Linked DNA regions of Homo sapiens: region 2 is linked to region 1. A link is a loop called in an ENCODE intact Hi-C map of the cell type or tissue named here. Cell type or tissue: B cell. All regions are shown on one strand. Links, peaks and the distances in the headings refer to the core of each region. The heading gives the core; the rest is flanking DNA. Region 1 holds the start of MNS1 (meiosis specific nuclear structural 1). Region 2 holds the start of TEX9 (testis expressed 9).

Region 1 (16,416 bases), core at 4,161-12,160:
TACAACTTCTTTTCTCAAATAAATATTTATAGAACTTAAAGCAATAAGTATTTCCAGGTAAAATATTAACTAAGTGAAATGACATAAACAAAGAAATTTCACTTTCAGGTGCTAAGGATTACATAAGAGTTTAAAGATAAAGACTAAATAAATGAAATTTAGAGAAACCAAGATACCTGTTTTCTCTTACTTGTTGCCTCATCTTTTCGTCCTTTAGACTTTCATGTTTCAGTTTTGCCAATTCCATAGCCAGTTTTTCTTCTTGTTTGAGCTGGAGTTCTTTCAATCTCTTGTTTTCTTCTGCCTGAACGAAAAATTTAACTTCGTTGTTTGTCCTCTAGAATCAGATTTTTTTCATCAAGGTTGAATTTGTTTTATAACAGAAAACTAAATGCCTTAAGGCCAACAATTGATGATGTTTTATTTTAAAATACAAAATGTTGTTTCAATAAATACTTTTTCAAAATATTTTATCATGGAAAATTTCAAGTATTGCCAATAGTAAGAAGAATATTTAAATACACTCTCAGGTACCCATCACACATGTTTTCAAAAATTGTCGACATTCTGCTAATCTTTTTTCTCTACCTTCCATTTCACTCTTTTTTCCCTTATTCTTTTTCTGCTAGGGTGTTTTAAAACAATCCTAGACATCATGTCACTTACCATGTAAATAATTCAGTATGAATATCTACCTGATCAGAATTTTTAAAAATATAACAATCATGTCATCAACACGTCTAATTAACAATAATTCCTTAATGTCTAATACCATGTTCATATTCAAGCTTTCCCAATTGTCTCAACATACTTTTCTAGTTGGTTTGCTTAAATCAAAATCCAAACAAGATCCACATATTGCATCTAATTATTATTTTTCTTAAGTCTCTTATATATTCTGTAACAATCACCTCTACACACATTTTTCCCCCAAGCCACTGACTTGTTATAGAAATTAGGACATACATCCCGTAGAATGTTCCACATTTTGCATTTGACTGATTGCTTCCCCAGGATATATCACTGAACTTTTTTTCTCTTTTATATTTCCTGTAAAAATGGCAGAAAGATCTAGAGGCTTGATTAAATTCAGTATCTAATAAAAACACATGAAAAGATATTCAACATCATTAGCCATCAGGAAATGCAAATTAGAATTGCAAGGAGATATTACTACGTACCTATTGGAATGGCTAAAACAAAAAACAGTGCCAACACCAGATGCTGGCAAGAAACTATCACTCATATATTGCTGTGTGGGAATGTAAAATGGTACAGGCATTCTGAAAATCAGTTTTATAGTTTGATATAAAACTAACATGCAGCTGAGCGCTGTGGCTTACACGTGTAATCCCAGCACTTTGGGAGGCTAAGGTGGGAGGATCCTTAAGGCCAGGAGTTTGAGACCAGCCTGGGCAACATAGAGAGGTGCTGTCCTTACAGAAAATTAGCCAGGTGTGGTGGCACAAATCTGTAGTTCTAGCTGTATCAGGAGGTTGAGGTAGGAGGACCGCCGGAGACCAGGAGTTCAAGGCTGCAGTAAGTCATGATCATGCCACTGCACTCCAGCTGGGCAACAGAGCAAGACCCTGTCTCTTAAAAAAAAAAAAGCCTCCATGCAATTATCACACAACTCAACAATTTTACCTCTTAAGCATTTATCCCAGGGAAATGAAAACTTTTTATTTAAAAACCTGTATACAAATGTTTACAGCAGATTTATTCATAATAGCCAATACCAAAAATACTCCAGACATCCTTCATCATGTGAGTGGTCAAATAAACTGTGGTACATCCATACTATGGGATACTACTCAGCAATAAAAAGAAAAAGAATGCAAGCAAAACTTGGATGAATCTCCATGAATTATGCTAAGTGAAAAAAGCTAATTCCAAAAGATTACATACAGTTTGATGCCATTTATGTAACATTCTTGGTACATGTTATTTTTTAATAATTGAGATATAATTCATATAGCATAAAATTCACCTTTTACAATTCACAATTCAGTGATGTTGTATATTCACAATGTTGTGTATCTATCACCACTATCTAGTTCCAGAGCCTTAAAAAAAATAGACTTTGAAGTTTTGGGTTCACAACAAAATTGAGCAGAAAGTACACAGAGTTCCCATATATTCCCTGTCCCTACACATGCTCAGCTTCCCCTTCTATCAGCCTCCTCCATTAGACTGGTACATTTGTTACACTCAGTAAACCTGTATTTACATTACTTAAACCTATGCATCATTATCACGCAAAGTCCATAGTTTACATTAAGGTTCATTCTTGGTGGTACACATTCTATGGGTTTTGGCAATGCATAATCATATGTATCTACCGTACACAATCATTTCACTACCCTAAAAATCCTCTGTGATCTGTCTATTCAACCCTTCCTCCCTAAAATCCTAAAAACAACTTACATTTTTACTGTTTCCATAGTTTTGCCTTTCCCAGAATGTCACATAGTCGGAATTATACAGAATGGAGCCTTTTTGGACTGGCTTCTTTCACTTAGTAATATGCATTTAAAGTTCCTCCACATCTTTTCATGGCTTCATAGCTCATTTCATTTTGGCACTGAATAATATTCCATTGTCTGGATGTATCACAGTTTATCCATTATCTACTGAAGGACATCTTGGTTGCTTCTAAATTTTGACATTTATAAATAATGCTGCTATATATTATAAACATTTGTGCTATGGCAGCTATAAAGCTGCCATGTTATATTTTTATAAATGCTATAGATATATATAGGTGATTGTATGTACACACTATATATAGCACATCTGTGTGTACATTTGTGTGTGGCATAAAATGTCAACACTCCAGAATGTTTACATCACCCCAAAAGAAACCTGTAACCTATTAGCAGTCACTTACTATTCCTCTCACCTTTTCCCCCAACCCCTGGCACCTACTTATCTATTTTTTGTCTCCATGGATTTGCATATTCTGGATATTTCATATAAATGAATTCACACAATATGTGGCCTTTTGTATCTGGTTTATTTCACTTAGCAAAATGTTTTCAAGGTTCATCCGTGTTGTAGCATGTATCAGTAATTCATTCCTTTTTATGGCTGTGTAATATTCCATTGTATAGATGTAACACATTTTGTTTATCCATTTATCAGCTGACTGGCATCTGGGTTTCTACTTTCTGGGTGTCATGAATAATGCTGTTATAGACACTCGTGTATGAGTTTTTATGTAGATATATGCCTTCAATTATCTCTTGGGAATATATTTAGTACCCAGCTACACCACACCTAGATTTCTGACTTGCAGAAACTGAGATAATAAATGGGTGTTGTTTTAAGCAGCTAAGTTTGTGGTAATTCGTTACTTAGCAATTGAAAACTACTACAGCAACTAACGTGTACTCTTCAAAATTGTCAAGGTCATGAAAGACAGCAAAAAGTGAAGAATTCTTACAAACTAGAGGAGACAAAGATTGGAGAAGAAACAATGACTGGCTGGGCACGGTGGCTCATGCCTGTAATCCACTTTGGGAGCACTTTGGGAGGCCGAAGAGGACAGATCATCTTAGGTTGGGAGTTGGAGACGAGCCTGACCAACGTGGAGAAACCCCATCCCTACTAAAAATACAGAATTAGCTGGGTGTGGTGGTGCATGCCTATAATCCCAGCTACTTGGAAGGCCTCGGCAGGAGAATCACTTGAACCCGGGAGGCAGAGGTTGTGGTGAGCCAAAATTGCGCCATTGCACTCCAGCCTGGGCAACAAGAGCGAAATTCTGTCTCAAAAAAAAAAAAAAAAAAAATACATATATATATATATATATATATGTGACTATAGTTTATTCAAATGCAAAGCTTGAGGACAGCCACTCAGGAAACACAAACTCCAAAATAATGGGTCATTGTTCCAACGTGGGGAAGTTAAGGTTTCACTTATATAGGCAGAGACAGAGAAGCTTAACAGGGTTGCAACATTTTCCATATAAGGTCAGTATACATATTATAGCAATTTAATTAGTTGCATTCCAAGGAACATTCCATGAGAAAGGGTAATGATCTTGAGGGGTCTTATCTCTGGTGTCTTTCCTAATCATTTACAGAACAAGAATAAGGAAGATTTAATCTGTAATTGGAAAAGCAGAAGTTGTAGCAGCATGCTATGTGACTCAGGACACATAGCCACATTCCTCTCAAGGCTAAAAACTAAGGATACATGACAACTAAATGCAATCTATGGTCCTCAAGTAGCAAAAACACATTAGTGGACAAACTGATGAAATCTGAATAAATCTCACAGTTAACAGTATTCCATGAAAGCTAAATTCTCCATTTTGATAACTTTTCCATGATTTTCATCTGTGTAAGATGTTAAGAAGTAGTCAGGTGAAGGGTATATGTGAATTCTCTACACTGTTTTTGCAACTCTCCTATAAATCTAAACTTATCTCAAAATAATAAGTTAAAAATATGCATATTTCCAAGATTTGTTCACTGAAAAAACCTGGAAGCAATGATAACCCAAGAATTATGAGTAAACCTAGCACCCAAGTTTTCTTGAAATATTATTTCCACTAAATGATAACAGCGCTTCCTGGCACAATGGCTGATTCCAGGTGTAGGACAAAAAATATAAGAGAGAAATTTTGTATTTGTCAGGGTTCTCCAGAGTAAGTGATTATGAAGGCAGGCAAGTTCTAAGATCTGCAAGGTGAGCTGGCAAGCTGAGGAACTAATGGTTTTGTTCTAGTTTGAGTCCTAAAGCCTGAGAACCAGCAGGCTCAAGACCCAGAAAGAGCCAATGTTTTAGTTTGAGTTCAATGACTAGAAAAAAAGGAAATGTCCCAGCTGAAAGGCAATCAGGCATGAAGAATTCTGTCTTATTCAAAAGAAGGTCAGTCTTTTTGTTCTATTCAGGCCTTCAACTGATCGGATGAGGCCCACCTATATTAGGGAGGGCAATGTGCTTTATACTCAGTCTATGGATTTAAATGCTAATCTCATCCAAAACAACCTCACAGAAACACCGAGAATGATGTTTTATCAAATACCTAGAAACCCCAAGGCCCAGTCAAGTTGACACATAAAATTATCACAAGCCTAGAACAGTTTGTTTTGACAAAAAGCAAGGAAGGTATCAAAGATTAAGGAAATATTGTCAAAAGGACACAGAGGGCCAGGTGCAGTGGCTGACACATGTAATCCCAGCACTTTGGGAGGCCGAGGCAGGCAGATCACTTGAAGTCAGGAGTTCAAGACCAGCCTGGCCAACATCGTGAAACCCCATCTCTACTAAAAATACAAAAATTAGCCTAGCATGGTGGTGCAGGCCTGTAATCTCAGCTACTTGGGAGGCTGAGGGAGAAGAATCTCTTGAACCCAGAAGGCGGAGGTTGCAGTGAGCCGAGATGGTGCGGCTGCACTCCAGCCTGGGAGACAGATGAAGACTCTGTCTCAAAAAAAAAAAAAAAAAAAAAACGACACAGAGGCAATATAAAAGGGCATCCATTGGCCAAGGATGAGATAATTTGAGCATCAAAAATAATAATAAATGCAATTAAGTACATAAATATCTATGAGTCCATAAAGGTATTTTTAAAAAGAGACAAAGTCAAAAACTAAATAAAACAAAAATTTAAAAACAACCACAACATAGGTAGACACCAATGGAAGAAAATAGGACACCAATTCCTTACTCTGAAAATTAACTGTCTCCTTTTTCAGTAAGAATAAATAACCCTAGTCAATAACAAAGTGTTTTTTTGTTGTTGTTTTTTTTTTTTTTTTTTTTTTTTTTTTTTTTTTTGTGGGGTGGGGGCAGGGGAACAGGGTATCTGTCATTCAGGCTGGAGTGCGGTGGCAAGATCATAGCTCACTGCAGCCTTGAACTCCTGGGCTCAAGAGATCCTTCCATCTTGGCCTCCCAAAGTGCTAGAATTATATGGGTGAGCAATTGTGCTGGCCCAAGGTGAAGTTCTTTACAGAGGAATTTCAGCTAATTAAATGTGAAAGGAATAAAAGAATCAGAAAATCAGTTTTTGTAACCACTAATGAAAGAAAAAATTCTTTTGTGAAACCACAGATGAAAGTTTGATGGGAACCTTTACAGTGGAGAAACCAGACTGTCTTCCTAAACCCACTGATCAATACTGGCATCACTAAAAGTGGAACAACCAGACCTCATGTGTTCCCTGTTGTGACACAATGACAAAGACAGCATCACCTATGGAGTATTCTTGCCAAAAAAGGTGGACCGCAATCTAATTGTGTCTTTATGGCTAGGTTCTATTTAGAGGAAATATAACAGATAGGGAAATAAATTAAAGGAACATGAGGAAGCAAACACGTATATTCAGAATGTGGGCTACTGGATAAAACAACTGGCTTAGTTTAGCAAGCTAAAAACATGAAGTCAAAAAAGAAAAACACGGTGAAGGAGGGGCTGTTTTCAATTAAGAGGGACTTAAACAGACATAACCACCAAATACACCGTATGAATGTTCCTTGGATCTTGGTTAAAACAAACCAACTGTAAAAGCAGATTTTTGACACAATCACAGAAATGTGTTTATGGAATGGGTGAGATAATAGTATTATGGTACTCCATGTAAGAAAACATCCATATTTTGTTAGATGTACACTTAACTATGTAGGAAAGAGTTGGTGTGATACCTGGGATATTCTTTCAAATTAAAGAGAAAATAATAAGAATAGGAAAAATATCCAACCCCTAAGATGTGCTTTCTCAGAGTTAAAAAAAAAAATCATATCTAAGCTTTTGAATTTGGAACACAGAAGGGTGGATATCATTTTTTAAATTTGCTTTTGTTATTCTCCACAAAATCCTCCAAAATGTTTAACATACAGCAGCTACTCAAAAACTACTGACATATCAGAATACCTTTTATATATTTATGAGAATTCACTTCTATCATGTCTCAATTCTTATTAGTTTCCCTTTTCTACCACCTTAATCCCTTAAAATGTTGAGATATACCTAAGGGTTCATTTTCTACCACTTAATAATGTATACATTAATTTCAGTAAATTTTTTAAAGGCACCCCTAAATTTTTGTTTTTAGAAATTTATGAAAGGCAACACAATTGTACTTACATGAACAAAACTGGTAGTAATTACAGAGTTCATATTTATGTTAAAAAAAAATCTGAGTGCTTATTCTGTACCAGGCACTATTCCAAGAGTCTTGCATGTATTAACTCATTATTAAAACAATCCTAAGTAGGAGGTACTATTCTTATTCCCCATTTTATAGAAAAAGCATAAAAAATAAAAGCAGGCTGGGCGCGGTGGCTCACCCCTATAATCCCAGCACTTTGGGAGGCCGAGGCGGGCGGATCACGAGGTTAGGAGTTCGAGATCAGCCTGGTCAATATGGTGAAACCCCGTCTCTACTAAAAATTAAAAAATTAGCCAGGCGTGGTGTTGCGCGCCTATAGTCCCAGCTATTCAGGAGGCTGAGGCAGAAGAATCGCTTGAACCCCGGAGGCAGAGGTTGCAGTGAGCCAAGATCGTGCCACTGCACTGCAACCTGGGCGACAGAGCAAGACTCCATCCAAAAAAAAAAAAAAGTAAAAGCAACTTACTCAAGGGTCCGTAGCTAAGGTATAGCAGTAGTAGGATTCAAAGACAGGCCGGCTCCAGAAACCCAGGTCTTTACGATTACACCGAGCTGAGGCACAATCAGGCATCACTTACCTGCTGCTGTTGTTTATCTACTCATTTCCAGCATTAACAGCTGACTTTCATCGTTTCCAAGGTGCAAAATGAAAAAAAAAGTAACAATGAATAGTAAAACTTACCTTTTGAATGGCCTCTTCCATATCCAACTCAAATTGTTCATTTTGTAATAATCTGAGAAATTGCTTGCGCTGAACACGGTTATCATTTTCATTCTGCACCATTTGATTCCTGATTTGACTGTTGACGTTTTTTAGAGCTTGGACATGTAATTTTTTGCAGTAGTTTTCATCTACTAATTTCTGATGCCTTTCACTACAGCTCAAATTTCTCCTTTTGGAACCCTACGATGGAAGAAAAAAAAAGATGCATATTTTGATATTCCAAAATCTAATTTTAAAAAATGTATTGATATAAACCTTAGTAAGAAAGGATACGAAGAGCCTGGCTTCCTTCCTAAATTCAAAGGAGTATACCGAATAAAAAGTAAACGTGGTAAATATGTTCACATATCGATTAAATAGGTACTGTTATTATTACCTATTTTATAGATGAAACATGAAAAGTAACTTTACCCAAGGTTCTGCAGCTAATAAATAGCTGTGCTAGGATTAATCGCACCCTACAGACCCAGATCTTTACTACCACCAGGGAATTTCTCCTCCCCTCATTCCACCCACCACCACCACCACCACGACTACCACCACAGGGCCATAAAGTGCTGTTCAGAAGCTGGTCAGATTTTCCTAACATAAATGTAATAGGTCAATTCGCCGCTATTTATCAATTCGCTTTCTCCTACACTTTTATATCTACTTATTTCTTCAGAGGTTCTATTGGGCAGATTTAAAGATGTATTTAATACACTATGCGAAAAGTGCCAAAAAAGCTGGAAACCACCGCGAGCGTCCCTTCTAATAGCACCTGAAGCCTCCGAAAGCAAATACAAGTTCCCCAATTAATGACCAGATTAAGCACTTAAAATCCTTTTTTAGAAGCAGATGAGCGCCAAACTAGAATTAAATCAACAATAAACAAGTAGTTTCAAGTCCCCCAACTGGCTCACCATCTTGGCTGACGAAAAATACCCCCTCTCGTGGGACCGCGGCCACCACCTCCCGCCGCAAACGCAGCAGCCAGCAGCCCCAAGGAGCGCACCTGGCTGCGCGCGCTCGGGTGTTTACGCGGCGTCTTGGCAACGGTGGAGCTGCGCGCCCTCCGCTCGACCAAAAGTGACCCACGCAGAACGTGGCCTCCCATTGGACGCGATAAGATACAATCGGCATTGAGCTTCTTAGGACCAGGGCAGGAGGGCTACTTCTATAGGTCTAAACTAGAAAAGCGGGAAGTTCAGACTGTGGCCTGACCCAAGCACTTTGCAGTGGGCTAGGGAAGCTCGATTTCCCTCCAGCGGCCGAACTGTGGTTTCAGTGGGTTTGGGAGCCAAGTTCGGGACTGTGGAGACTGCGCACAGAGAAATACGCAAACTACTGCCTAATGCATGGAGCCGAAGGAAATTTCCACGCATGGAGCATCCCGCACACTAAGTGCCTAGTCAGCCAGGTCTCTGCTAGGGACGATGACTGGTTTAATCCTCAGCAATGGGAGTCCAGGTCGCTGTCCCCTTTGCTGGGTTGTGAGGCACTGAGGGTAGCACGAGCTTCCAGCAGCCTTCACTTCACCCCCCCGCCCCCCCCCCCCCCCCGCAGAAGCTGCTGGTAAATTTTGGGACTAAAATCTATGAGCCACATGAATCTTACTCTGCTATGTGGTCCAGGTACCAAGAGAGAGCACGTTACATGATGGCAGGATGTTGATCTGGTTCATTCCATAGGCAGGTTAGACACTAAAGTCCATTTTAAATGGGAAGTTTAAGAATGATAATGGATCAGAGAAATTAGATATACTGATTTTAGAAATGATACATTCAGAGAAATCTTGTCAACACTAAAATATTTGTATAAGGTGATTAGTGGTATAACTTTGTGTTATTCTAATTTGGAGTCCGTCTTCTGTAGCAATATGTCTGCTTAAAGATTAATAACAAATGGGACTTGCAGTTTCAGTGCTGACGTGTAAAAGCTTGGAAGTTGTCACCCCATCCTTACAACCAGATCAAAACAACTAAAAATCAGCGACTTCTCTTGGTTCCATCATACAACTGAGGTCGCTCGTCTCTCTGTCCTTTGGTCATTTATCCCGTGGTTGCATATCTATGTTGTCTCTAGTACTCCACTCATTGCCATCACTGTTTGAGAGAAATGGAGAGAAGGCGTAAACCTGCCCTCTGGGTGTTCTGTGTAAATTGATCTGGAATGGAGCAAAGCAGGCAGCCTGCTATAAATTTCTCTTCTTGGCATATCCATCTCCGCAAAGGGTTGGGCACTGTATAGAAGAGACAGGAGACAGGCATGGGTTCAGGGTTGAACAGGGTATAACACATTCAATAGAGTGTGGGGTTTAATTTGTTAATTCCTAATAGTGAAATAGTGACATTGCAAAGTATTTCAGCAAACATGTATGTTTTTTACTGTTTACTTCTCGAAATGAAGACTTTCGTCTCTAAAGGGAACTTCAGTTATAATTCCTCATTTCCAGTATACCCTTGGATATGGTAGAAGGATTCATATAATTTCATAGGTAATCTGAGAAAAAGATTTTTGGCCAGAATATTGACCTAAATCCAAGACAAATTTAATCAATTGTAACAATTAGCTGATTTTAACCTTTAAAAAATTATCCTAACAATTACTACATTTTTAATAGACTTTGCTCCTTTTTCGAAGCAGTTTTAGGTTTACAGAAAAATTGACAGAATACAGAGAATTCCCCGTCTCACCTCTCCTCCCCACCGCACCCATACAATTTCCCCTATTTTTAGCATTACATATTAGTGTAGTACATTTGTTACACTTGACGAACCAATATTAATATGATTAAGTTCGTAATTGACATTAGGGTTCACTCTTTGTTTTGTACAGGTCTATGAGGATTTGTTTTGTTTTTTTTCTGAGATGAAGTCTGGCTATGTTGCCCAGTCTGTAGTGCAGTGACATGATCTCGGCTCACTGCAACCTCTACCTCCCAGGTTCAAGCGATTCTCCTGCCTCAGCCTCCCAAGTAGCTGAGACTACAAGCAAATTTTTGTATTTTTAGTGGAGACGGAGTTTCACCAGTTTGGCCAGGCTGGTCTTGAACTCCTGACCTCAAGTCATACACCCACCTTGGCCTCCCAAAGTGCTGGGAGTATAGGCATGAGCCACTGCTCCCAGGTGGGTTTTGAGAAATACATAATGTCATGTATCTGGCCAGGAGTGGTGGCTTGCACCTGTAATCCCAGTTACTTGGGAGACTGAGGCAAGAAGGTTGCTTGAGGTCAGAAAATTGAGACATATTGTCATATATCTATTATTACAGTATCATACAGAATAGTTTCACTGCCTAAAAAGTCTCTGTGTTCTACCTATTCATTTCTCCCTCACTCCTTCCTCCCAAACCCCTGGGAACCACTAATCTTTCTATTGTTTCTATAGATTTGCCTTTTCCAGAATGTCGTATCTTTGGAATCATACAGTATGTAGCCTTTTCAGACCGGCATCTTTCCCTTAGCAAAACTCATTTAAAGGTTCCTGCAAATCTTTATGTGACTTGATAGCTCATTTATTTTTATCACTAAATAACATTCCATTGCATGTCATTATTAAAAAACAATTATTACATTTAAATATTATTTCTAGTAATAAATTATTACTATCATAAATGATACTTCATTGTTAAGGGAGGACTTATGCCTTCCCAACATTACAAGGAAGTCTTCTCGTTCATTTCCCTCTAGAAAACAACTTTTTACCTACAAGTCTAGACTAAAATGTCTAGAGTACTGAGGGGAAGGAGCTTTTCCTTATAATGGATGATGAATTATACTGATTAATGTCCCCCAGTAGTTACAATATAACAGGGTTGAACTTAACAGAGTTGCTGATCTGAAATAAAGCATGTTAATAGATGTGCACTGTTAAGTGTAGCTATACAGTAAAAATTATTTACGAAATGGTATTGCTTTATAAAATAAAGCAATTAGAACAAAACAATTTTTCTTTCGTTCAGAAAAATGCCCAAATCTAATCTAATTTGCTGCAGCTGGACACCACCTGCAGATGACTGTTGAAATACTCTGAACATTACACACTTATCTTTTAAATATTGATAATGCCATTCTTCATTTTCTCGACATGAAATCCCAGAGGGAACAATTATGCTAATAAACCTTAATGATTCTTGCAAATAAGTGATCAAACCAAATTGCTGCTGTTGATTTATATTAATGGATGCCTTTAGGATGAGATTTGCTAGTATGGTGCTGCCTCTTGAATCTCAATTCATCTTATTTAGCTGAAGAGGGTACATAGTTTGTTAAATAGATGAAGTGTTTAAAATATAATGTGCTTGTGCAGTTTCTGCACTTCATAATGTTCAAGTATTACCATCTTGCCTTGTGGCAAATCTGCATTTAATGGTTTCATTGTATATAACTTCCTTTAGTACTTTTTCTGTCTGTCATATGCAGTTAGGAAGTGACTACTTTCTGGTTGATGCAGAATAGGCTAACTTCCATATATTGAATTTGATTGTTTCATTAAGACAAGAAAATCTGTTTCTGGATATTTTAGCCACCATAATCTGGGAATCATATGGACTGTGTGATGATGTGATCAAGTGCTAAATAATTGTTAGGGGTAAAGAGACATGAAGAAATGGTTGGTGAGCTCACTGAAACCCAGGCTTAGTGGATGTCTTTCGTTCCTCGTCTCTCACTTTCACTTTTGCTCTTGCATCTTCACTATGTCTACAGGAATAGGAGATTGCTGACTTCATGAATTCTAGCATAACACTGAGAAAGAACTACAGAATTGTAATATATTGATTTCTAGGGTTGAGAACACTACACAGAAAGAATGCTTATTCATTGTAGATATGAATAAAAATTTACCTGGGTAATTTTATTGAAAAGCCACTATTTGTAAATGAGTAGTAAAATAGAAGACTGGCATCTACATATTATGTATATAGGAATGGAATACAGAATTTGTGATGTCAAATAACTTGTGATGTCATTAGGAATTTGTTATATGATGCACAGAGACTGTAATTTGGCTAGCGGTGAAGTAAAGATGACCATATTAAATTCATCATGAAGAGTGGAGGAATCCCCTTCTGAATTATATAAGCTCTTATTGGTAAAAAGAAAAGTATACATATATACCTATATTTATATAGAGATATATACATGTGTAAACTATGTTTATATGGATTTTTTTCATTTCTTAACTTTAAAAAGGTACCAAATTTGATGACATTTGATATATTTATGGCAATTTTTCTAGTGAAAACTTAACCAGACCAAAAATTTTAAACGACTAAAGGCACGATTTTATTTATTGCAAAATTTTCTAATTTAGCAAAAAAACAAAAACAAAACACCACAAAAATGGGTGATCTAAACATGCAGTGTTTAGGGAATGGCTAATTAAATTGTGGCATATCAGCTATGTACCTAGAGAAGTGTGTCTGGAGGGCCAGAGGGGCCAGCCCAGAAGAGGCAAACTGTGGAAAACCTGAGCAGCAGCATCTTGGGAAAGGAGAATAACTGGGCACTCAGAAGCTGGGCACTGACTCTAAGGTCCTAGGGAAAAAGAGGAACACAGCTGCCCTCCATGGGGAACAGCAGATAAAGAATGTGGTCACCAAGGAGGGAGAGCCAAAGAGGCTAAGCTTGCTGTGAGCACAGGAAGTAAGGCAGAGGCCCAGGGCTGTCTACATTGTCCTTGGACCCTGCTTGGACTGTTGGACTGCTGACAGATGTCTGGGAGGGAGGGAGAGAGACAGAGAAAGAGAAAGAGACACTGAATCAATTAACTGAAAGACCAAACAGGTAAGAACAGTCTAGCAGTTCTGTAACAACCTTGCCTTCATAATAGACGACAAAGCGCGTAAGGAAATGTAGTGGAAAACACTTGATTAATATTAGAAAACATTATCCTGCTACCTTATCATTTATTGATTTATTGAGTGCCTCTTACGTGCCAATCACTTCACATGTAATTGTCTTTACTTAGTAAAACAACCCCATTCACTTTATAGATGAAGAAAACAAGATTCAAAGGAAAGAATTAACTAGGCAAGCTCGTAGAAAGGGGTAATCATGGGACAGAGATTTGTACGAAGTCTGTCTCCTAGCTCATTTTTCATGAATCCAGCATTTTTCAAACTATGGATCACAAACAGTATTTAAAAAGAAATGGAATAGAATAGCCCAGAAAATATAGAGTGCATCAAATCTAGTTAACTAGGTATTGTTTTGTGACACTTTTTAGTTCTAGATAGATGATTGATTGACCTATCAATAGATAGATAGAATGTATATATTGGGTCACGATGTAAAATATGTATCTTACTAAGGGTGAAGGTCAGAAAGTTTTGAAAATGAGTTAGACCATATTGCCTCTCTTTCTCAATCTTAGGAAGATACCTCTTTGAATTATAGCAAAGTTCACATTTTAAGAATTTTTCCCACAATGTCAATGGCATCACTCCACTCCAAATAATTTTTTCAAAGAATCACTGAATCAGACATATTTGAAGTATTTTCAACTAATTGTACCAATCCTTCCAATAATTATAGAGTAGTAAACCAAAGTGATTCCTCATTTACTCTTTCCTAGGCAAACCCAGCTTTGTTTTATTAAAATTTGTATTACAATTAATTACTCTGACTGTAATAAAAGATATCATGTTAACAGTATCGTAGATGATATAACAATTTATACATAATGAAATGCGATGTGCTCATAGAATATTATACAATATATGTTCTACATAGTATTTATAGAACAATAATGACAATTACTAAATTGTATTAGGTATCCAGTACTTGCTGATTTGTGTCCATATCAGCAATAACAACGATATTTTGTTAGAAGCAGAGACTTCCTAATTTGGAAGTATGGGGAATGCTAGGGAAAACTGATGCAGGCATAAAGGCAGCATCTGGAGAGAAAGGAAACAACACTTTCAATACTAATTTTATAAGCAGGTAGTGCCAAGGAATCCAATTAGATCAACAGGTACATGTGACAGGAATCAAGGAAACAGATCCTTCCATCTGACCCATCCCACTGGAGATGGTGGGTAAACTTAATTAGTTTGCTTGGTCCTCTACTTGTTGATTTCTGTCCACATATCAATGAGGAGTTCAATATATAGAGTGAAAACCTAACCTATCATAGGTCTCTTGTTTTATAAGATATTGCTATGAGGATTACAGAATAACCTGAACAACAAGGTAATAGTGGCCTCTAAGGCAGCATTAGTCATAAAAGTAGCAAAAAAAAAAAAAAAAAAAAAAAAAAGAAAGAAAATGGGAAGAGTAAAAAAGTGAATAGCACCATAAGTGATGAGAGACATTCTTGCTTCCTATTTTTTTTATGCTTCTCTGGCTATTTCTCTACTAATGTATTCAGAGCAACAGTTACCAACTGTGTACCTCTCCACCATATAATTCTGTTCCTTAGGGTTTTTCTTTCCTTTCCTAGTAGATATACCTAAGAAATAGTCAAATAATAATTCACAAAACCTAATCCAGCCCCTTAGTTCTTTAGAATCTGTTATAGTAACTGGCATCTGGTGACCTGAACTGAGCTGATAAATTTGATCAAATCTATGACATCATCAATGATATGCACCATTATTTTATTCATCAGTAAAGAAGAAAACAATCCTACTAATTAAATTGTAGCAAATAATCTATTTAAAGATATCCCAATTTCAGAAAGGTTAAAATGCAAAAAAAAAAAGTCTTAGAATCTGTGAAAACATGGATTTTTTTTCTCTCTGGAAGTAAATTTTACTACAATGCATTTATCCTAATGCCGTGCCATCATGAGAGAGCATAAATGAGGAACTGCGATAATGGTAACTACAACAACCAAAGAGAAACCATTGCTAATCAGTCCCCACCAGCAGAATAAGATCCTAATTCCTACTCAAGTTATGTATATTTTTATCCCTCCTTGGCATCGACCAGGGCAATCGCCACACTCTGCATCAGTTAGCGTCCTCTGAGTTGCAAATGCTGGGATGGAATTGGATGGTCAAGAGGTTTATTTGGAGAAAGTCCTAAGAAAGCTAAAGAGGGAGGGGAAAAAGAGACCATAATATAGATCTAACTCATAAAAGCAGAGAGGAAAAGAAAAAGGAGCCTCAAGCAGCAGCACAATTCTGAGAGAGTTTCTACCAGGCTAATGGGAAGTCTCCAAGCAAAGACTTCCCATTAGATATGTCCCATGTTGTGTCAAAAGCCCTGGCTCTCATATCCTGGCATTGGCCAGGAGTACTTAGGGGATAGCATGGTCTCAGCATGGACGCAGCAGCAAATCTGAATGTGTAGCATCTGGAGGTTCAGGGAGGAGCACCTTCCTTGCAGCAGGTTCCCCTAAGGACAATTCTGAGCAGGGCACTTCCATGGCTGCCACACTGACATATGGCATACCACCATGCTTCCCACACTGATAGTGGCTCTCATTTCCTCTGATCTTCTCATACATCATATTTGTTATTATTGCTGCCTCACTGAGCTCTTCTCTAAAAATACTCTACATGCTAGATTTTCTGCCCACATCTTGGAATCAGACACATAGAATCCTTGAGGGATGGCATGGCCTGCAAGTACCA
Region 2 (16,416 bases), core at 4,330-12,329, 92 kb before region 1:
TTCTTTTTTTTTTTGAGACAGGGTCTCACTCTGTGACCCAGGCTAGAGTGCAGTGGTGTGACCATGGCTCTTTGCAGCCTTGATCTCCCTGGCTCAAGTGATCCTCCCACCTCAGTCTCCTAGTAGTTGGGACTACAGGCATGTACCACTGGACCCAGCTAATTTTTATTTATCTATTTCCTTTTTTTTTTTTTGTAGAGATGGAGTCTTGCTGTGTTGCCTTGGCTGGTCTGGAACTCCTGGGCTCAAGTGATCCTCCTGACTTAGCCTCCAAAGTGCTCATATTACAGGCATGAGCCACTGCACCTACCTATTTTTGAATTTTAATACTTCTTTATATAGTCCAGACACAAGTTATTTATCAGATATATAATTTGCAAGAATTTCCCCTCTTCCTGTGGTCTTGTTACTTTATTTATGGTATCTTTTGAAACTAAAGGTTTTTAGTTTTGATAATGTCTAGTTTATCTATTTTTTTTTCCTTTTTTTTGTTTTTTTCTTGAGATGGAATTTCGCTCTTGTTGACCAGGTTGGAGCGCAATGGTGCAATCTCAGCTCACCGCAACCTCTGCCTCCCAGGTTCAAGCGATTCTCCTGCTTCAGCCTCCCCAGTAGCTGGGATTACAGGCATGAGCCACCACACCCGGCTAATTTTTTTTTTTTAGGAGTGGCGGGGTTTCTCCATATTGGTCAGGCTGGTCTTGAACTCCCAACCTCAGGTGATCCACCCGCCTTGGCCTCCCAAAGTGCTTGGATTACAGGCATGAGCCTCTGTGCCCAGCCTCTTTTTTCTTTTCTTTTTTTTTTTTTTTGCTACTGCTTTTGGTGTCATATCTAAGAATCCATCAAGGATTCTCAGAATTGTAATTCAAGGTCATAAAGATTTACACCAACAGTTTCTTTGAAGAGCTTTAGAGTTTTAGCTCCTAAGTTTAGGTCTTTGATACATTTTAATTTTTGTATATGGTGTGAAGTTAAGGGTCTAATTGCATTTGGATATCCAGTTGTCTCCCCATCTGTTGAAGACAATTATTTTCCCATTGAATGGTCTTGCACCCTTTCTAAAGATCAGATGACCATACATCATATCACGGTTTATTTTTGGATGTCAATTTTATTCCAAAACAATTGAAATTGTTAACCGCTTACGTGTTTCAGGCATGATCCTAAGCACGAATTCATTTGCTTCTCATAATAACTGTGAAGTGGGCACTATTCTCACTTCCATTTGACAAATGAAGTGGCCGATATACAGAGTGATTTGCCCAAGGCCATATAACTGGTAAGTGGCAGTGCCAGGATAATAATTTAGGTTGACTAACTTGAGAGCCTGAGTCTTAGCCATGCATGCTGTAAACAAAAATTAGAAATCAAAACTTCTGAATTCCACTGAAGAGCTCACTTTAAGCAAACGGGGTGAAGGTCGGATTAGCCACTAACGGTTTGAAAAGCACAACAGGGAGGGATTGCCTCACCAGCTTGCTTTCTATAGAGTAGCGGCAAAGGACCTGCCTGTTTTGGCTGAAACTCTTTCAACCCCCACAAGTTGAGAATTTGCACTAACTAAGTCGAATTTGCAGTTAGGAAGCCTTCCTGGGTTCCTGGGACAGCGCCGAGTGCTGCGAGCAAAGGCCGAGCCCGCTGCCAGAGGCTCGCGCCGCTCGCAGCACAGAACCTGAGAGTGGGAAGGCGTAGGCGCCCGGGCGGGAGGCAACCGGGATGTGGAAACTCTCGCGGGAAGATGCGTCGTTGCCTCGGTAACCGCGTCGCAGTCGCCGAAGATGGCGGGGCGAAGTCTGTGTCTCACGGTCAGTTCAACTCCAGGCTCCTGGGGAGCGTCTGGGTTCCGGCGACTAGGACGCCTAACTTCCTTTAACTTCGGGTCTGAAAGTCTGTGGCTCTTTTACAGAGAAGCAGCGTTCCAGGGACTCCGTTCCCGCCACCCGTTCAGCAACCCTCTACACCTGGACCCGACCTCCTCGCCTTGGAGGAAGAATATAAGTAAGAAATTCGGCGGTTGAACTTTTCCTTCTTTCTTTCATCTGAATGAGGCTGCTTACAAGTACTTTTTTCTGGAGACTGGCTGGATCTTCGGGACCACTCACTCTGCAGCATTCCCTTCTCGTCATCTCGTTCACCTGCCGTTTATCCTTTCTTTGTCTTTGATCTGAGTAGTTCGCCTGCGTATTAGAAGATATTTGAAGTGGGCGAAAATTTAGCCCAAGTAAGCATGTTGTTTAATTTAAAACGTAGCCCAAGTAAACAGCAAGATACTGTTGGAAGTTATTTGGGTAGCAGGAATTGCCACGAATAGTTAGTTCACTTGATAGTTTAGGTTATTTCGCTTAATATCAAGTTCATAGAGTTTACCTTGTGTAAATTTCCTTTAGGTTGGTTTCTAAATTGAAAGGATGCTTCCCACTGCAATCAGAATTACCATTCTCGTTCAAATATTCCTTTTCTTATCTGTTCTCAGTGTAATTACAACTATCCTGACAACGGTGCTTTCATTCTTGGCCCATTCTACTCCTCATCCCCAAGTTTTCACACAGCAGCCAGTGTAATCTTTTAATTTGATCTACCATGCCTTTGCTTAAAATTCTACAGTAGTTTCCTGTTGCATTTCAAAAGCTCTGATCGATGTGGCTCCTCCTGCCTCCTCTATTTGATCTTATTCCCTCTTCCCCTTTTCCCCCTAAAACTCTCCAGCTTCACTGGCCTTTTAGTTCCAAAAACTCTTCCAGGTTTTCTTTCTATCTCAGGAAAGAGACAGTCACACACGCCTTCAACCTGTAATGTGAGTGGCCTTCCTTGACCATGCTAAGTAGGCTCCCTTGTTGGTCTTTTTCATTGTCTCAGTGATTTTTCTTTCTAATTAGCATAATTTGTTACAATAAATTCATTTGTGAATTTCCTTTTTGTCTGTCTCCACTGGACTGTAAGTTCCAAGGGCAGAGGCGATGTCTGTTTTATTTGCCATCATACATACCCTTATAAAAAAGTGCCTTTTAACAACTCCCTTCCGTTTTAATATAAAATAACTAGATTAAAATTTGGAAATAGTTGGCAGTTTGTATCAGAGGGTTAAACTAGAGTTATCGTATGATCTACATATGATCTATAAGCATATTTGAAATTAAAACTGAAAGGTACTGTGTTTAGGTGAACTATACACAGACCAATTTACCACAGCAAGTAGGAAGATAATCATATCTTCTTCTCTCTGATGAAATGGGCCGATTATCCCAGTTCAAAAGTGTACTTAAGCAAATTAATCTGTTTTCTATATATAGTTCTTTATCAGCTATGCCTCAATCAAAACGGTTATTTTCATTATCATTAACCATATAGTATTAAATACCTGGATTAGGTTTATTTGTTCAGTTATTTGAGAGTGTATTTTGCACCTGGTTCTGGTGCATCCTTAGGGATACAGTCCTGCTTAAAATGAGAAATATACAGGGACTATTATTGTATTCTAGCACGAGTTACTTTATAAAACGAGATAGCTAAACAGTATTATATGGTGGCCAGTTGTTACTTGTTCTGTTATCTGTACTCTGAGTTGTGCACATCTGAAGCATATGAACAGAGTAACTCCCTACACTACCTGAATCTTCTAGAATACTTCTGTGTCATGTAGAAGAGTAAAATGTCTGGCCATCCCTGTAAGCAAGAATATGAAATTATAACAGTATGGTATCTGTTTTGCCACCTGTTGTCTTGGCATTGATCATTAGAATGCTACTTCCCAGGGACCTCAATCCAAAACCTTTTGCAGTTCTGCTTCTGTTGGAGGAAATAATCACTGTCCGAAAGGATAGACTAAGGAAGATGCTAATCGCTCAAGTGGATAGATTTTTCAAGCTTCATTCCTGTATTATAATACCAGATAGCTAAACAATAAGATAACATAATAACTGGTAGGGCAAGCCCCCTCATAAATCGCAATTACATTGGATTTACAGATTAATTTGTAGAGAACTGACTTATTTATGCTATTGAATTTTCCACGAATATGATACTTCTCCATTTATGGGTTTTTACCTTTAATAGTGTTTTATCATTTTACTACATAAAATTCTTGCGTATATAATTTGCTTCAAGGTACTGAATAGTTGCTATATAATAAGTGGAATTTTTTCTATTTTCTAATTGGTTATAAATGTAGAATTTTTAGATGTTGATGCTACATCTGCGTTTATATACACACAGATCTTCAGTCCTGCTGAACTCTCTTATTCATTCTGTGAATTCCCTTGGATTTTTGATGAAGACAATTATATGCAAATTTTGATCATTTTGTCCCTTGATAATTCTCCTACATTCTCTCTTTTTCTCTGTTTAGGACTTCCCGTGTGATATGGAATAGAAAAAGTGATGGTGAGCTTCCTTGTTTATGATTTTGAGAAGCCCACTTTTAATAATCACTACATTTGAGGTTTGCTCTAGGGTTTTGGTAGATTCTTTTTATTATGTTTAAAATTCTTCCCCTTAATTCCTAATTTGAATGAGTGTTAAATGTATCAAAACTTATTTTTTCCCTAATTAATTCAGCTGTTGGTATGTTCTTTTTCCCTCCTTTAATGTTTTAACATACTGAACTACAAAGGCAGGTTTCTTGTTTTCCTTTAAAGACTGCTAGATTTGATTGCTATAATTTTATGTAGGTTTTTTGCATCTATGAACAAAAGTGAAATGGGTGTTGTAGTTTTTCTCTACTTCTTTTCCTTTCTGTTTTTGATATCAGTATCATTCTGTCTGTATGAAAGAAGCCGAATAGTTTTCCTTTTTTGATTCTTTTCTTGGAAGCTTTTTATAATTAGAGATTTTCTGCCCTTTGATTAAAATTGTGAAACTGTCTGAGTCTAGTGTTCTTTTATTCAAGGGGATTCTTTTTGTCTATGCATTTAGCTTCTTTAATGATTAGATGTACTATTTCTAGAATAGTTTTTGGTTATTTCTAAAATAATTTTTTGTTCTAGAAAAGTGTTCATATCATGTATGTTTTAAAATACATTAGCATAAACTGAGTCTATGGTGGTATGTTTGAAATCTTGACTGTATCCATAACCATGTACACCCCTCCTTTTGGTAGCTTTCCAATATTGTTTATTTTTGTCTTTTTCTTTTTCTATCAAGCTTCCTGGGAGATTTATCTGTTTTATTGGTCTTTTCAGAGAACCAGCTTTGGTTTTCTTGCTAATCTGTGCTATTTTAAAATTTCATTAATCTTTACAGAAATAAAGACAAATGATCTCTTCTAACTGGGGTGGATTAATTTTTTGTTTTTTAGTTTATTTACCTCATTTATTGTTTTTCTTATTTCTTAATAAATATATTTAGTCTTTAAATTTCTCTCCAACTGTAGGTTAACTATATTCCAGGACTTGTTTTGATGTATATTTCTTTTATGGTTATTTAGTTCTAAATATTATACGATTTTCATAGTAATTATTTAGAAGTGTGTTTTTTAGTTTGCAAGCACATAGGGTTGTTTGTTTACTGTTGTCTAGTTTTTATTTTTCTGAGTATGTATGTGACAAGGTCTTGCTCTGATGTCCAGGCTGGAGTGCAGTGGTGTGATTATGGCTCATTGCAGCTTCCACCTCCTGGGCTCAAGAGTTCTCCCACCCCAGCCTCCCGAGGAGCTGGGACTACAGGCGCATGGCACCATGCCATGCTAATTTTTTTTTTTTTTTGAGACAGGGTCTCACCCTGTTGCCCAGACTGGAGTGCAATGGTGTGATCTCAGCCCACTGCAACCTTCATCTCCCAGGCTCCTGAGTAGCTGGGACTACAGGCATGTGCTAACATGCCTGGCTAATTTTTGTATTATATTTTTTGTAGTGATGGGGTTTCGTCATGTTGCCCAGGCTGGTCTTTAACTCCTGGTCTCAAATGATCCACCTTCCTCGGCTTCCCAAAGTGCTGGTATTACAGGCCCAGCCTAGTTTATTTTAAATTGCATTATGATTAGAGAATTGATGTGATATTAAGTTTTTAAATGTATTGAGACTTATTTGTGGCCAAGTGCTTGTTCACTTTTTGTAAAAGTTCTATGCGTTCTTTGATAGAAAATGTATTTATTATTTGTTGGCTAATCTGTTTTATATTTGTTCTTCATGACATCGGTATCCTCACCTTTTTTCTTGTTGCAGCTTTATTGGTTTCTGTTAGAAGTGTATTAAAAATCATCAATTATAATTATAGTTTAAAAAAATTCCTTATAATGTGGCCATTTTTGTTTGGGAATATCTTGTTTGACTTATTTAAATCTTCTTGATTCATTATTATGCAGTGTCTATCTTTCTTCATCCCTTTATGTTCAAACTTTGTATGTCATTTATCAGTAAGAGCATTCTTTTTATAACCAGTCTGATAATTTCTGCCTATTAATAAGTGAATTTAATATATTTACATTATTACATAACTTGAAGTTGTCTTAGCCACCTTATTTTTTATATTTTCTATTATGTCTTGTCTTTGGTTCTTGTCTGTCTTCTGCTGGATTGAATGGGTTTTCATTATGTCTTTATTTTTAGTGATGTGGAAAGACGTTAGAATGCTTTAACTTGGTGTCCTCTGTCTTTTAAATTAGATAATATTTTACTTTGTTGTTTTGAATACACCCACACCCAGTTAATCATCAATTTTTTTATAGTCTGTACTAATTTAGATTTATCATGTTTTCAGATATCTTCATAATTCTTTTTTTCCAGATTCAATTTCCTCCTTCCTGAAGTGTAGACCCTTTATTACTTTTTGTGAAAACCTGAGTCTTAAACTCTCCAGTCTTTTTGAAAATTGTTACTTTGCATTTATTCTTCAATTACAGTTTATCTGAATGTAATTCTAGATGGCCAGCTTTTCCTTCTCAGCCCATTAAAGATATCCTTATATTGTCTGTTGGTAATATAAGGATAGAAATGTTAGAATGTCAGAAATGTTAATGAGCCATCTGCTGTCAGCTTTTTAGATAATTATGCTGGTAGACTATTTTTCTCTGTTGTTTTGAAATAATGATTTGGTAGTTTAGGGAGTACTCTCTTTAAAATTCTGTATTTTCACTGTGATGTATACACAGGTGGATTTGTTTTCTTTATTCTTCATGAGATCCATGTCTTCAGTTTGGGAAATTCTCAGCATTAGCTCTTGAAATACTGTCATTCTCTCCTCTTGGGATTTCTTTTTTTCTCTTTTGGAGACAGAGCCTTGCTCTGTTGCCCAGGCTGGAGTGGCAGTGGCACGATCTTGGCTCACTGCAACCTCCGCCTCCCAGGTTCAAGCGATTCTCATTCCTCAGCCTCCCCAGTAGCTGAGATTACAGGCATGCAGCACCACACCTGGCTAATTTTTGTATTTTTAGTAGAGCCGGGGTTTCGCTATGTTGGCCAGGCTGGTCTCCTGGCCTCAAGTGATCCTCCCTCCACCTCCCACTGTGCTGGGATTACAGATGTGAGCCACTGCACCCAGGCCTCTCTGGGATTTCTTTTATAACTTCTGTTAAGTAGGAACATAACATCTGTCTTCAATGGATGTTAACCTGTCTTTTGTGTTTTTATCCCCTTGTTTTCTGTATCTCCTTGTAGGTGATTTATTTATATCTGTCTTCTAATTCACTCATTCCTTCTATGCCCATTATGCTGTTCAACATATCTGTCAAATTTCCTTGAGTTCTTAATTTCAGTGACTGTGTTTTTCATTTATGTAATTTATATTTGGATCTTTTTCAAATTCAGCATTCTTTTATGATAAAATCTGGCTCTTGCCTAATGTTTTTCTAAGTGCATTTTTTTTTTCCAAATTAATGCTAATTTTAAAATCTTTTTTTAATTGTTATATTATCTCTTGTTCTTATAGTATAAATTTTCCCTTTCCTCACATCTGCTGATTCTCTCTTTCAGTGGCTTGTTTCTTTATGCAATTTGTTACCTTTCTGAAGTCATCTTTAGCAGTTTGCTTTTTGAGAGAGTCCTATATATTCTAGATGAGTAAATGTTCCTATAGGGTGGTTTTCAATTTACCTTTACTAGTTTCGAGTTTTGATTGATTCCACGTCAGCTTTCTTCTATTTTAAAGTTTTTCCATGGTGTCCTTGTATCACCTAGATAAGATGAATTTGGACTTCCCTCTTGTTTGTTTTAATTACTCACAAGAGAATCTTTTCTACCTGTGGTTCTAGTTTCATTTCTGCTCACCTAAGGTTGTGGGTAGAATTTTTGTAGTCTGTGTTTCACAGGTGTATCCCTTCATGACTCACATACATCAGCTTCTAGCTTTTAAGCTATTTTGGCTTCTGTTCCTGTTTGTTGCTCTCACTTTGAATTGCTGCTTTATTCTTAGTACCAGGGCATTTCCCTTGCCTGAGTTTGAGCTTAGCAATATTTCCTCCATTACATTTTATCTGGCATTTCCATGGATTTAGAGTAGCATAGTCTTCTCAGTCATCTTGGTCCACTATATTAATTGGAAACTTAATCCTTGTGATTAAGTCCTTGTTAGGGAAATTTGAAAAATCAGGTAATGGCACTTTAAAGGCACCTTTAAGTCTTTCTTAGATATTTTTCTTTTGACCAGGTAATCCTAAGATATAAAAATATTTCTTAAAGCTTCAGACTGTTAAAGGATATGGTACTAATCTCCCCCCCTTTTTTTTTCCCTGGGGGTGGAGATGGTGTTTTGTGTTACTTCTGAATCCCATGTCTAAGAAAAACAAGATATCTAATTTTTAAAATCCTTAACATGTCTCCTTCACAAAACCTCAGAAGATCCTAGGTGGTCTAGAAATGTGACATCTCAACAGGAGAAAAAAGTTATATGCTTTTGAATATATTTATTATGGTGTTAACCTTTAAAAGTGAAAAGGGGACTTAACAATAGGGACAGAGTTCAGTACATTATCTTAATTGCAATTTAATCGTATAGCAGTTTAACATGCTTCTAAAGATTACGTGAAGATAGATATTCCTTTTATATTGCTGTGGGAAAACAGTACAAAATTGTGTGTATGCTATAGATGAAAATTGGAAGGGAATATTAAAAATAAAAATGGATGGTGGTGGTAGGATTATGGGCAGTTTTTCGTTTAAAAACAATTTTTTTCAATAATATTGTCATCCTTGCAGTCTTAATATAGGACCAAGTAAATAGTATTTCTATTCTTGCTAGATTCCAAGTAGAATGAAAAATCATAATTAAAAAAGGAGTGACAGGTAGAGGTCAAAATAGTCACCTTTATTTCCGAGGAAGCTTGATATTAAAGTATGTATCTGAGGTGTGAGCCACGTTGGGTCTGCTCACTAAACCTCACATTTAGCTCCCCAGTTATAGCAATACCCCAAACCAGAGCAGGTCTCCCCCATACCGTGCCCACTTCTGCCCACATTAGAGCAGGGCCTGTCTCTGGAGAAGCAAGGTTAGAATTTGCATTCTTTGCAGGTAGGCTAATAACGAGGAGGTGGTGAGTGGAACAGAGTTGAACTCACCCAGCTTATTCTTCCCAAATATATTAGATAAGTTACGTCACTTGAAATTAATAGAGGGCCACAGAAAGGCTAATACTTAGTGTTTGAGTTCCTACTACAAGGAAGGAGGAATCATGGGGAGTTGAGGATAAGTTCTTAATGGCTGTGTTCATTTTAGAGTAAGAATGCCATATGTATATTTTGGCATTTGTTGATTACGTCACTTGATAACGTGTAATTGCTGAAGTTTATTTTTTATTTTTGTTAAGATCTTCAGTATATCCCAATTATTTTCTGCTTTTAGGCGTTTAAATGCAGAATTGCAGGCAAAAACAGCTGACGTGGTTCAACAAGCTAAGGAAATAATAGTAAGTATATGTACAATTATTAATAATTCTATATAAATGCTAGTTTTTTATCTTTTTCATTTGATATATGACATATATACAAAACACTAGCCAAAGCATGTGTGTTCAGTTCAATGAATTATTACAAATTGAACATGAATATATATGCATAGGTATAGGAATGTATATATGTATATGTTTTTAGTAAGCACACATTTTCTAAAAGCCACTGAAAAAGTACTTTCCATTTAGATTCTCCAGTCATCTAAATTCTCATTATAAATTCTCATTATTAATTGATAGAATAGAGCAACTCTCCTTAGAGGAGTAGTCTACTTTAAAACTTTTATCAGTTCTTAGTTAATTTTGATTCTTACTTTCTATCCTCCCTATGCCCCAAAATGGAGTTGATGGAAGCAGGGAAGGAAACCTAGGCAATATTTTATCTTCATGCCTTATACAAATCCATGATTATTTGTTAGTTTAGGAATAAGAAATGTATCATATATAACATTTCAAGTAATATATTTTGATAATGGTTACAGATTTGTATTTTATAATTTATAATTAGATGTTTTACTAAAAATATTTATAATTAAATTTATACTTATATGTTTTACTAATTTATAATTAAATGTTTTACTACAAATATTTTTATTTCATCTTTTAGTTTTTGCCAGTGTCTGAAAAGCAGGAAAATACTTGTACAAAAGGACCCCACGTTATAGTAGAATGACAGATTCATTACGTTTTCTACTCAGAGAGCCCTGTAAAAAGAATCTCCCCCTGCAAATAAAAAACAGAATAGAAAACTGGGATAAGCTAGGAAAGGGGTTGGGGAATGGATTCCTACCCCTGCAGAAGCAAACAATATAAGGTTTCTCATATTTAATTTTTATTTACTCACTTTCTCTTTTTAAAATTTTTAATGTTTGTGGTTACATAGTAAGTGTTTATGGGGTAAATGAGATATTTTGATACAGGCATGCATTGTGTAATAATCACATCATGGAAAATGGGGTATCCATCCCCTCAAGTATTTATCCTTTGTGTTACAAAAAATCCAATTATACTATTTTAGTTAATTTAAAATGTACAATTAAATGATTTTGACTATAATAAACATGTTGTGCTGTCAAATACTAGGTACTATTCATTCTTTCTGACTATATATTTTTTTACCTATTAACCATCCTTATCTCCCACCCCTGCATCCCCCATTACCCTTCCCAGTCTCTGATAACCATTCTTCAACTCTCTATCTCCATATGTTAAGTTGTTTTGATTTTCAGATCCCACAAATAAGTGAGAGCATGTGAAGTTTGTCTTTTTGTGCCTGGCTTATTTCACTCAATGACTTCCAGTTACATCCATGTTGTTGCAAGTGACAGGGCCTCATTATTTTTTATGGCTGAATAGTACTCCATTGTGTATATGTATCACATTTTATTTATCGATTCATCTGTTAGTGGACACTTTGGTTGCTTCCAGATCTTGGCTATTGTGAACAGTGCTGCAACAAACATGGAAGTGCAGATATCTCTTTGATATATTGATTTCTGGGTCAAATGGTATTTCTAGTTCTAGATCCCTGAGGAATCGCCACACTGACTTCCACAGTGGTTGAACTAGTTTACAGTCCCACCAACAGTGTAAAAGTGTTCCTATTTCTCCACATCCTCTCCAGCAGCTGTTGTTTCCTGACTTTTTAATGATTGCCATTCTAACTGGTGTGAGATGGTATCTCATTGTGGTTTTGATTTGCATTTCTCTGATAGCCAGTGATGGTGAGCATTTTTTCATGTGTTTTTTGGCCGCATAAATGTCTTCTTTTGAGAAGTGTCTGTTCATTTCCTTTGCCCACTTTTTGATGGGGTTGTTTGTTTTTTTCTTGTAAATTTGTTTGAGTTCATTGTAGATTCTGGATATTAGCCCTTTGTCAGATGAGTAGGTTGCGAAAATTTTCTCCCATTTTGTAGGTTGCCTGTTCACTCTGACGGTAGTTTCTTTTGCTGTGCAGAAGCTCTTTAGTTTAATTAGATCCCATTTGTCAATTTTGTCTTTTGTTGCCATTGCTTTTGGTGTTTTAGACATGAAGTCCTTGCCCATGCCTATGTCCTGAATGGTAATGCCTAAGTTTTCTTCTAGGGTTTTTATGGTTTTAGGTGTAACGTTTAAGTCTTTAATCCATCTTGAATTAATTTTTGTATAAGGTGTAAGGAAGGGATCCAGTTTCAGCTTATACCCAAAGGACTATAAATCATGCTGCTATAAAGACACATGCACACATATGTTTATTGCGGCACTATTCACAATAGCAAAGACTTGGAACCAACCCAAATGTCCAACAATGATAGACTGGATTAAGAAAATGTGGCACATATACACCATGGAATACTATGCAGCCATAAAAAATGATGAGTTCATGTCCTTTGTAGGGACATGGATGAAATTGGAAATCATCATTCTCAGTAAACTATCACAAGAACAAAAAACCAATTGCTGCATATTCTCACTCATAGGTGGGAATTGAACGATGAGAACACGTGGACACAGGAAGGGGAACATCACACACTGGGGACTCTTGTGGGGTCGGGGGAGGGGGGAGGGATAGCTTTAGGAGATATACCTAATGCTAAATGACGAGTTAATGGGTGCAGCACACCAGCATGGCACATGTATACATATGTAACTAACCTGCACATTGTGCACATGTACCCTAAAACTTAAAGTATAATAATAATAAAATAAAAAAAAGATATATTGATTTCCCCTCTTTTGGACCTATACGCAGCAGTGGGATTGCTGGATCATATGATAACTTTAGTTTTTTGAGGAACCTCCAAACTGTTTCCTTTGTAGTTGTACTAATTTACATTCCCACCAACAGTGTACTAGGGTTCCCTTTCTCTACATCCTTACCAGCATTTGTTATTGCCTGATTGCCTGTCTTTTGGATATAAGCCATTTTATCAGAGTTGAGATGATATTGTAGTTTTGATTTGCATTTCTTTGATGATCATTGATGTTGAACACCTTTTTTTATGCCTGTTTGCCATGTGTGTGTTTTTCTTGAGAAATGTCTATTCAGATCTTTTGCTCATTTTTAAATTGGATTATTAGATTATTAGATTTTTTTTCCTATAGAGTTGTTTGAGCTCCCTATATTTTCTACCCTTGTCGATGGGTAGTTTGAAAATATTTTCTCCCATTCTGTGGGTTGTCTCTTTACTTTATTGTTTCCTTCACTGTGCAGAAGCTTTTTAACTTTATGTGATCCCATTTGTCCATTTTTGCTTTGGTGACTTTTGCTTGTGGTGTATTACTCAAGAAATCTTTGTCTACTCCAATGTCCTGGAGAGTTTCCCCAATGTTTTCTTATAGTAATTTCATAGTTTTGAGATCTTAGATTTAAGTCTTCAATACATTTTGATTTGATACTTGTATATGGCAAGAGGTAGGGGTCTAGTCTTCTTCTTCTGCATGTGGATATTCCGTTTTCCCAGCACCATTTATTGAAGAGACTGTCTTTTATCCAGTGTATGTTCTTGGCAACCTTGTCAAAAATGAGTTCACTGTAGGTATATGGATTTGTTTCTGGATTTTCTCTATTCTGTTCCATTGGTCTGTGTGTCTGTTTTTATGCCAGTACTCAGATGTTTTGGTTACTATAGCACCATAGTATAATTTGAAGCCAGGTAATGTGATTTCTCAAGTTTTGTTCTTTTTGCTTAGGGTAGCTTTGGCTATTCTGAGTCTGTTGTGGTTCCATATAAATTTTAGGATTGTTTTTTCTATTTCTGTGAAAATGCGATTGGTATTTTGCAAGGGGTTGCCTTGAATCTGTAGATTGCTTTGGGTAGTATGGACATTTTAACAATATTGATTTTTCTAATCCATGAACTGGAATATCTTTCCATTTTTTTGTGTCCTCTTCAATTTCTTGCATTGATGTTTTATAGTTTTTGTTGTAGAGATCTGTTACTGCTTTGGTTATGTTAACTCCTAGGTATTTTATTTGTGGCTACTGTAAATGGGATTACTTTTTTATTTATTTTTTAGATTGTTGACATACAGACACACTACTGATTTTTGTATGTTGATCTTGTATCCTGCAACTTTACTGAGTTTATCATTTCTAATAGTTTTTGGTGGAGTCTTTAGGTTTTTCCAAATATAAGAGCATATCATCTGTAAATGAGGTTAATTTGACTTCTTCCTTCTGATTTGGATGCCCTTTATTTCTTTATCTTGTCTGATTGCTCTAGTTAGGACATTGAGTACTATGTTGAATAACAGTGGTGAAAGTAGGCCAGATCTTAAAGGAAAGACGGTCAGTTTTTCCCATTCGGTATGATACTAGCTGTGGGTCTGTCATATATGGCTTTTATTATATTGAGGTCTGTTCCTTTTATACTCATGTTTTGAAGTGTGTTTACCATGAAGGGATGTTGAACTTTATCAAATGCTTTTCCAGGATCAGTTGAAATGATCATATGGTTTTTGTCCTTCATTCTGTTGATATGATATATCACATTGATTGATTTGTGTATGTTGAACCATCCTTGCATCCCTGGGGTAAATCCCACATGGTCATGACAAATGGTCTTTTTAATATTCAGCAAACTGAATTCTGTTTGCTAGTATTTTTTGAGGATTTTTGCATCAATATTCGTTAGAGATATTGGCATGTAGTTTTCTTTTTTTGATGTGTCTTTGGTTTTGGTTTCAGGGTAATACTAGCCTCATAAAATGAGTTTGGAAGTATTCCCTCCTCCTCCAATTTTTGGAATAGTTTGAGTTGGTTTGGTATTAGTTCTTCTTTAAATGTTCGATAGAATTCGCAGTGCAGCCATCAGGTCCTGGGCTTTTCTTTACTGGGAAAATTTTTTATTGTGGCTTCAGTCTTGTTACTTATTATTGTTCTGTTTAGTTTTGGATTTCTTCATGGTTCAATCTTGGTGGGTTGTATGTATGTGTCTAGGAATTTATCTGTTTCCTCTAGATTTTCCTATTTATTGGCGTATAGTTGCTCATAGTAGCCACTAATGAGCCTTTGAATTTCTGCATTGTCAGTTGTAATGCCTCCTTTTTAATTTCATATTTTATTTATTTGGGTCATCTCCCTTATTTTGTTAGTCTGTTAATTTTGCTCATCTTTAAAAAAAACCAACTTTTTGTTTCATTGATCTTTTCTTTATTTCAAATTCATTTATTTTTGCTCTGATCTTCATTTCTTTTCTTCTACTAATTTTGGTTTGGTTTGTTCTTGCTTTTCTGGTTCTTTAAGATGCATTGCTGGCTGGATGTGGTGGCTGATAGCTGTAATCCCAGCACTTTGGGAGGCCAAGGCACGTGACTCACTTGAACCCAGAAGTTTGAGACCAGCCTGGGCAACATGGTGAAACTCCATCTCTAGGAAAAATACAAATTAGTCAGATGTGGTGGTGCACGCCTGTAGTCCCAACTACTTGAGGGGCTGAGGAGGGAGGATTGTTGAGCCCAGGAAGGTCTAGGCTGTAGTGAGCCATGATCATGCCACTGCACTACAGCCTGGGCAACAGAGTTTCTCTCTATCTCAAAGAAACAAAAAAAAAAAAAGAAAGAAAGAAAAAAAAAGAAAAGAAAGAAAGAAAAAGAAAAGATGCATTGCTAAGTCATTTATTTGAAGTTTTTGTTCTTTTTTGTTGTAGGCACTTACAGCTGCATAAATTTCCCTCTCAGTACTGCTTTCACTGTATCCCATAGATCTTGGTATGTTGTGTTTTCATTATCATTTGTTTCAAGAAATTTCTCAGTTTCCTTCTTAGTTTCTTCATTGACCCATTGGTAATTTAGGTGCATATCATCTAATTTCTATGTCTTTGTATAGTTTCCAAAGTTCTGGTTATTAATTTCTAGTTTTATTCCATGTGATCAGAGAAGATGCTTGATATTATTTCAGTTTTTAAAATATTTTACAACTTGTTTTGTGACCTAACATATGGTCTGTCCTTGAGAATGATATACATGCTGAGGAGAATAATGTGTATCTGTAGTCTTTGGATGAAATGTTCTGTAAATGTCTATTGGGTCCACTTGTTCTGCAGTGCAGATTAAGTCTGATGTTTGTTGAGTTTCTTTCTGGGAGATCTGTCCAGTGCTAAAAGTGGGTGCTGAAGTCTCCAGCTATTACTGTATTGTGGTCTAGCTCTCTCTTTAGCTCGAATAATATTTGCTTTATGTATCTGGGTGCTCCAGTGTTGCATGCATTTATATGCAATCATTATATCCTGTTGCTGGATTGACCTCTTTAGCATTATATAATGACCTTCTTTGTCTCTTCTTACATTTTTTGTTTTGAAATTTATTTTGTCTAAGTATAGGTTCTCCTGCTTTTTTTTTTTGGTGTAGAATATCTTTTTCTACCCTTTTTATTTTCAGTCTATATATATATCTTTATTAAGTAAAGTATGTTTCTTGTAAGCGACAGATCATGGGGTCTTGTTTTATCATCCATTAAACCAGTCCGTCTTTTGATTGAAGAGTTTAGTGCATTTACATTCAGTGTTAATACTGATAAGGGCCTTAATCCTGTCATTTCATTATTTGTTTTCTGGTTG

The links. Peaks named below come from ENCODE experiments on the same cell type or tissue, not always from the same donor. Only the 100,000 strongest peaks of a DNase experiment are listed, where the experiment ranks them.
Region 2: a loop joins it to region 1, with 7 times the contacts of the local background. A loop is called at or near these places in 2 of 110 quality-filtered maps.

The regions. Positions count from the first base shown.
Region 1 is chr15:56,456,218-56,472,633 of GRCh38, forward strand. It overlaps MNS1 (meiosis specific nuclear structural 1), which reads right to left and starts at 8,920. Exons shown (of 10, transcript NM_018365.4): 1 at 8,753-8,920; 2 at 7,809-8,030; 3 at 177-304. The coding sequence starts at 8,755. It also overlaps a transcript of TEX9 not described here. RefSeq lists a silencer at 8,850-9,099 and an enhancer at 12,423-12,472. In B cell, for the core only: no CTCF peak of the experiment used is centred there; a DNase peak (open chromatin) is centred at 8,834; H3K4me3 peaks cover 1,290 bases; H3K27ac peaks cover 891 bases.
Region 2 is chr15:56,363,670-56,380,085 of GRCh38, forward strand. It overlaps TEX9 (testis expressed 9), which reads left to right and starts at 1,757. Exons shown (of 12, transcript NM_001395496.1): 1 at 1,757-1,808; 2 at 1,910-2,001; 3 at 9,772-9,835. The coding sequence starts at 1,782. RefSeq lists enhancers at 1,221-1,400, 1,411-1,460, 2,001-2,050, 7,383-7,522. In B cell, for the core only: no CTCF peak of the experiment used is centred there; a DNase peak (open chromatin) is centred at 8,262; H3K4me3 peaks cover 1,241 bases; H3K27ac peaks cover 4,776 bases.